2 separate regions of the Homo sapiens genome follow, and region 2 is linked to region 1. Evidence: read pairs that join two places in POLR2A ChIA-PET (ENCODE). Cell type or tissue: endothelial cell of umbilical vein. All regions are shown on one strand. Links, peaks and the distances in the headings refer to the core of each region. The heading gives the core; the rest is flanking DNA. Region 1 has its middle 26 kb from the start of UPF3B. Region 2 overlaps SEPTIN6 (septin 6).

Region 1 (2,915 bases), core at 322-2,821:
TCACCCAAGCTGGAGTGCAGTGGCACAGTCGCGGCTCACTGCAGCCTTGATATTCTGGGCTCAGTTGATTCTCCCACCACAGCTTCTTGAGTAGCTGAGGTTACAGGCATGTGACACCACACTCAGCTACTTTTTGTATTTTTTGTAGAGATACGGTTTTCCCATGTTGCCCAGGCTGGTCTCAAACTCCTGGGATCAAGCAATCTGCCCACCTTAGCCTCCCAAAGTGCTGAGATTACAGGCATGAGCCACTGTGCCCAGCCTCATATGGATTTTCAAAAGAACAGGGGCCAGGCGTGATGGCTCACGCCTGTAATCCCAGCACTTTGGGAGGCCAAGGCAGGTGGATCACCTGAGGTCAGGAGTTCAAGACCAGCCTGGCCAACGTGGTGAAACCTGGTCTCTACTAAACAATACAAAAAAAATTTAGCGAGGCATGGTGGCATGTGCCTTTCCTTCCAGCTCCAATTACATGGAAGGCTGAGTCAGGAGAACCGCTTGAACCTGTGAGGCAGAAGTTGCAGTGAACCAATATTGAGCCACTGCACTCTAGTCTGGGCAACAGAGCGAGACTCCGGCTCGAAAAAAGAAGAAAACCTGAAAAAAGAAAAAAAAAAAAGGTCGGGCACGGCGTCACACCTGTAACACCAGAACTTTGGGAGGCCGAGGCAGGCGGATCATCTGAGGTCAGGAGTTCCAGACCAACTTGGCCAACATGGTGAAACCTCATCTCTACAAATATAAAAAAATAAAATTAGCCGAGCATGATGGTGGGTGCCTGTAATCCCAGCTACTCGGGAGGCTGAGGTGGGAGAATTGCTTGAACCCGGAGGCAAAGGTTGCAGTGAGCTCAGATCGCACTGCTGCACTCCAGCCTGGGTGACACTGTGAGACTCCATCTCAAAAAAATAAAGAAGAGGAAAAAAAACCCAAGAGTGTGTGGAAAGTAGAAATAAAAGGCTGGGCGCGGTAGCTCGCGCCTACAATCCCAGCACTTTGGGAGGCCGAGGCATGCAGATCACGAGGTCAAAAGACCGAGACTATCCTGGCCAACATGGTGAAACCCTGTCTCTATTAAAAATACAAAAATTAGCTGGGCGTGGTGGTGCACCTGTAGTCCCAGCTACTCAGGAGGCTGAGGCAGGAGAATCGCTTGAACCCAGCCACTGCACTCCAGCCTAGGCAACAGAGAGTCCGTCTCGAAAATATATATATATGGGTGCGTGTTTGTGTGTATATATATATATTTCTCATAAGCTCCACCAAGGTCAAGACACTTTGTAAGCAGTGATACTAGCCATTTATTTATATATTTATTTATTTTTGTCTCTTGCTCGCAGCACCTAGATACTAGCCATTTCATCCATCCCCAAGGAATTGGAGATCGTGGTAATTTAACCACATCAATGAGATCTTTTTTACATTATTTACTGAAGAGAAATGGTTGCCCTTTACAGATTTTTTAAGATTAGGAAACAAAAAGAAGTCAGAGGGTACTAAATCCTGACTGTGAGGTAGATGCCTAATGGTTTTCCATGGAAACTCTCAAAATTGCTCTTGTTTGATGAGAGGCATAAGCAGGAGCATTGCCGTGGTAGAAAAGGACTCTCTGGTGAAACTTTCCTGCGCATTTTTCTGCTAAAGAGTTAGCTAACTTTCTCAAGACACTCTCATAATAAGCAGATGTTATTATTTTCTGGTCCTCCAGAAAGTCAACAAGTAAAATTCCTCAAGCAGCTCAAAAAGCTATTGCCATGACCTTTGCTCTTGGCCAGTCCATTTCGCTTTGACTGGATCACTTTCACCTCTTTGGAGTCATTGTTTTGATAGTGCTTTGTCTTCAGAGTCATACTGGGAAAGCCACGTATCACTTCCTGTTACACTTTCCCAGTAGATGCTTCATGATCTATTGGTTGGAGCAAAAGTCATTGCTGTTTTTGACATTCCTTTCAATGGCAAAAACAATAATTAATTTTGCAGCAACCTAATAGATCCCACTTGTTTACAATTTCCATTGAAATCTCTGTTCTTGTCTGCAGCTGATCTGGTTTTGGCAGCCATCAAGTGGAAAGTTTGCTCAACTTTTAATTTTTCAGTCAGAATTGTGTAAGCTGAACCAATAGAGATGTCGGTGTTGGCTGTTGTTTCTGCTGTTTATTTTTTTTCTTTTTGAGACGTGGACTCGCCCTGTCGCCCAGGCTGGAGTGCAGTGGGGCAATCTCGACTCACTGCAACCTCTGCCTCCTGGGTTCAAGCTATTCTCCTGCCTCAGCCTCCCCTAGTACCTGGGATTATAGGCACGCACCACCAGGCCCGGCTAGTTTTTGTATTTTCAGTAGAGACAGGGTTTCACCATGTTGGCGAGGCCGGTCTCAAACTCCTGACCTCAGTTTTTCCACCCACCTAGACCTCCCAAAGTGCTGGGAATACAGGCATGAGCCACCGCATCTGGCCGTGTTTCTGCTGTTAATCGTTGGTCCTTTTCTTTTTTTGAGACAGAGTCTCACTCTGTTACCCAGGCTGGAGTGCAGTGGCACGATCTCGGCTCACTGCAAGCTCCGCCTCCCGGGCACAAGCGATTCTCCTGCCTCAGCCTCCCGAGTAGCTGGGACTATAGGCGTGCGCCACCATGAATGGCTAATTTTTGTATTTTTTTAGTAGAGAATGGATTTCACCAGGTTGGCCAAGCTGGTCTCAAACTCTGGACCTCAAGTGATCCACTTGCCTTGACCTCCCAGAGTGCTGGTATTACAGGCATGAGCCACCACACCTGGCTGACTCTTCAGTTAGGGCACAAAGAGGATTAATTTCTTTCCTTGCAAATTGATGTGGATGTCCTGCTGCTGCAGCCTTCATCTTTAACGTCATCTTTTCCCTTGTTACAAGTTATCCATTTGTAAACTGCTGATTTTTTT
Region 2 (2,915 bases), core at 323-2,822, 200 kb after region 1:
CAAATTTCCTTTGACTGTACCCCTCAAAACCATAATAAGGCTGAGAGCAGTGGCTCACGCCTGTAATCTTAGCACTTTGGGAGGCCGAGGCGGGCGGATCACCTGAGGTCGGGAGTTCGAGACCAGCCTGACCAACATGGAGAAATCCTGTCTCTACTAAAAATACAAAATTAGCCGGGCGTGGTGGTGCATGCCTGTAATCCCAGCTACTCGGGAGGCTGAGGCAGGAGAATTGCTTGAACCTGGGAGGCGGAGGTTGCAGTGAGCCGAGATCGCACCTTTGCACTCCAGCCTGGGCAATAAGAGCGAAACTCCGTCTCAAAAAAACAAACAAACAAACAAACAAAAAAAAAAACAAAAAAAAAAAACCCATAATAAAAGCGGAGGAAAATGAAGAGATCTTAGAAATTATAGAGAATTCCTTACATTTAATCCTACAAGTACTGGCTTCATGAAAACCTCTTATAAGGAGATCAGCAGGTAAGGATTCCTGAGTGCTAGATGTTGTGTTAATAGAAGTTTATAAAGTTTCACATAGTTTATAGGGAGACTGAAAGCAGGGATTAAGGACCTTCTATCTCCTCTACTAGACTCAGGTAGTGGATGGAAAGGAAATACAAACATTTTTAATTTAACATAATTAGGGTTTTTTTTGTTTGTTTGTTTCTTTTTTTGAGACGGAGTCTCACTCTGTCACCGAGGCTGGAGTGCAGTGGCACAACCTCAGCTCCCTGCAACCTCCGCCTCCTGGGTTCAAGCAATTCTCATGCCTCAGCCTCCCAAGTAGCTGGGATTATAGGCATGTGCCACCATTCCTGGCTAATTTTTGTATTTTTAGCAGAGACCGGGTTTCACCACGTTGGCCCAGGCTGGTCTCAAACTCCTGACCTCAGGTGATCTGCCTACCTTGGCCTCCCAAAGTGCTGAGATTACAGGCGTGAGCCACCGCGCCCGATGAAGGGTTATTATTATTTTTTTTAAACTTTACCGTGGAAACTTTCAAACATGAGCAAAATAAGAGGATAATACAGTTCAGCCCCCAGGCAACCATAAACATATGCCTAATCTTGTTTCATCAATTACTACAGACCTGCTGAATTATTATAAAGCAAAACTATATCATTTTATCTGTAAATACTTTAGTATATATTTCCAAGAGATAATGATTCTTTAAAAAAACATAACCACAACCCCACCATTATCACACCTACAAAATGAACAATAATTCATTAACATGAAATGTCTAGTCAGTGTTTGAAACATCCCGGTTGTCTCATAAATGCCCTTTTACATTTGGTTTGTTTGGATCAGGGAATATAAAATATAGAGAAGACTTTTCCCCACTCACCCATGTAGTTTATGATTTAAATGGAGAGCCTGCTGTTAGTCACCAAACTGATTGCCGCAGCTATTGCACTGGGGACTCGGGGCAGCTGGCAAAACATCCTGCTTGGAAGCAAATCCTGAAGAGGAAGTCCATAGAGGTTTCTGCAACATAAGGCCCATGAAACCGGGCCAAAGGAAACAATCTTAAAAGAACAGTGACTTGATTTACTGTCTGGCTTAACAGCAAGTCTTGGAGCCCCTGCTAGTTGACTGGAATTAAACAGCAGATTTCCATTTAGGAAGACAGTCAGTTCCTAGAATGCCTGTCCATTCTTTGCACTGTATGTAGTTCCAGTGCGTAGTGAAGTGTCTGACATGTAATAGGAACTCAGTTCATGTGTTATGTTCTTTGTTCTCCCATTTTTAATGAGGTGAGCAGGAAATATGTATTCTAGTTAATGAGATTTCAGTTAATTCAGGTTTCACTGCACGTGGCTTGACACAGTTGCTTACAGGTTTCCCCAAGTAAATCATTGTTAGTGGCCATTCCTAAAATGAATTCTGGCAAAACTATAATTAAAGCTACACTTTACAAGTGAGAGGCAATTGGTAAACAGCTGGAACAGCCAACCCCAACCCCAAGTAGGTTGGCTCTTCCTGGCAGGATTCTCCCTGGCAGACCACGAAAGCAATTTCAGACCAACGAGTCAGGGGAGGCTTTGGCTCCCCAGGATCTGAAAGCAGCAAAGGCAACCCGCCCCCTCCTCAAAGCCCTCATTCAAGGGGTGGATCACGAAGGCCACCTAGAATGCAGGCAGAGTGAGGCTTACTGTGCCTCCACATTTTGAAATTGCTTGAGGCACTACTTATAGCTCTCTGCATTTGTAAAAGCGATTCCTTTGTGACCCCCTACATCGTTGCAGATACTCTACCTCAATCATTATTGGTCCTTAGGAGTGCACAGTATATGGATAGTATACACACATCAAAATACGTCAGCCTTCCCATGAAACCTAGAACATAGGCCATTGCAGTGTTTTTTAGATTACTCTTCCCCTAGGAAGTAGACAAAGAATAAAAATAAGATATGAGCATTTGTATAGCTTTTATTACTTTCCAAAGTGTTTTTTTTTGTTGTTGTTGTTTTGTTTTTGTTTTTGTCTTTTGTATAGTATCTCATTTTATACTTACAACAGGTCTGTGAGGTAGAGAAGGAATAATCCCCAGTTTGCAAGATGAGTAAATGGAAGCTGGGCGAGGTGGCTCACTTATGTAATCCTAGCACTTTGGGAGGCTGAGGTGGGAGGATCACTTGAGCCCAGGAGTTGGAGACCAGCCTGGGCAGCATGGTGAAACCCTATCTCTCTATTTTTTTTTTTTTTTTTTAAGAGAGTTGGCTGGGCATGATGGCTCACGCCTGTAATCCCAGCACTTTGGAAGGCCGAGGCAGGAGGATCACCCGAGGTCAGGAGTTCAATACCAGCCTGGCCAACATGGTGAAACCCTGTCTCTACTAAAAATACAAAAATTAGCTGGGCATGGTGGCGGGTGCCTATAATCCCAGCTACTTGGGAGGCTGAGGCAGGAGA

The links. Peaks named below come from ENCODE experiments on the same cell type or tissue, not always from the same donor. Only the 100,000 strongest peaks of a DNase experiment are listed, where the experiment ranks them.
Region 2: POLR2A ChIA-PET joins it to region 1 with 5 read pairs; 3 of 35 experiments call an interaction of 5 or more read pairs at or near these places.

What each region holds. Positions count from the first base shown.
Region 1 is chrX:119,825,738-119,828,652 of GRCh38, reverse strand. It overlaps a transcript of UPF3B not described here. Among named protein-coding and RNA genes, the nearest start is that of UPF3B, 26 kb to the left of the region's middle. RefSeq lists an enhancer at 1,840-1,939. In endothelial cell of umbilical vein, for the core only: no CTCF peak of the experiment used is centred there; a DNase peak (open chromatin) is centred at 1,832.
Region 2 is chrX:119,621,598-119,624,512 of GRCh38, reverse strand. The region is part of intron 10 of SEPTIN6 (septin 6); the gene reads left to right. Among named protein-coding and RNA genes, the nearest start is that of NKRF, 17 kb to the right of the region's middle. In endothelial cell of umbilical vein, for the core only: no CTCF peak of the experiment used is centred there; a DNase peak (open chromatin) is centred at 1,512; H3K27ac peaks cover 1,102 bases.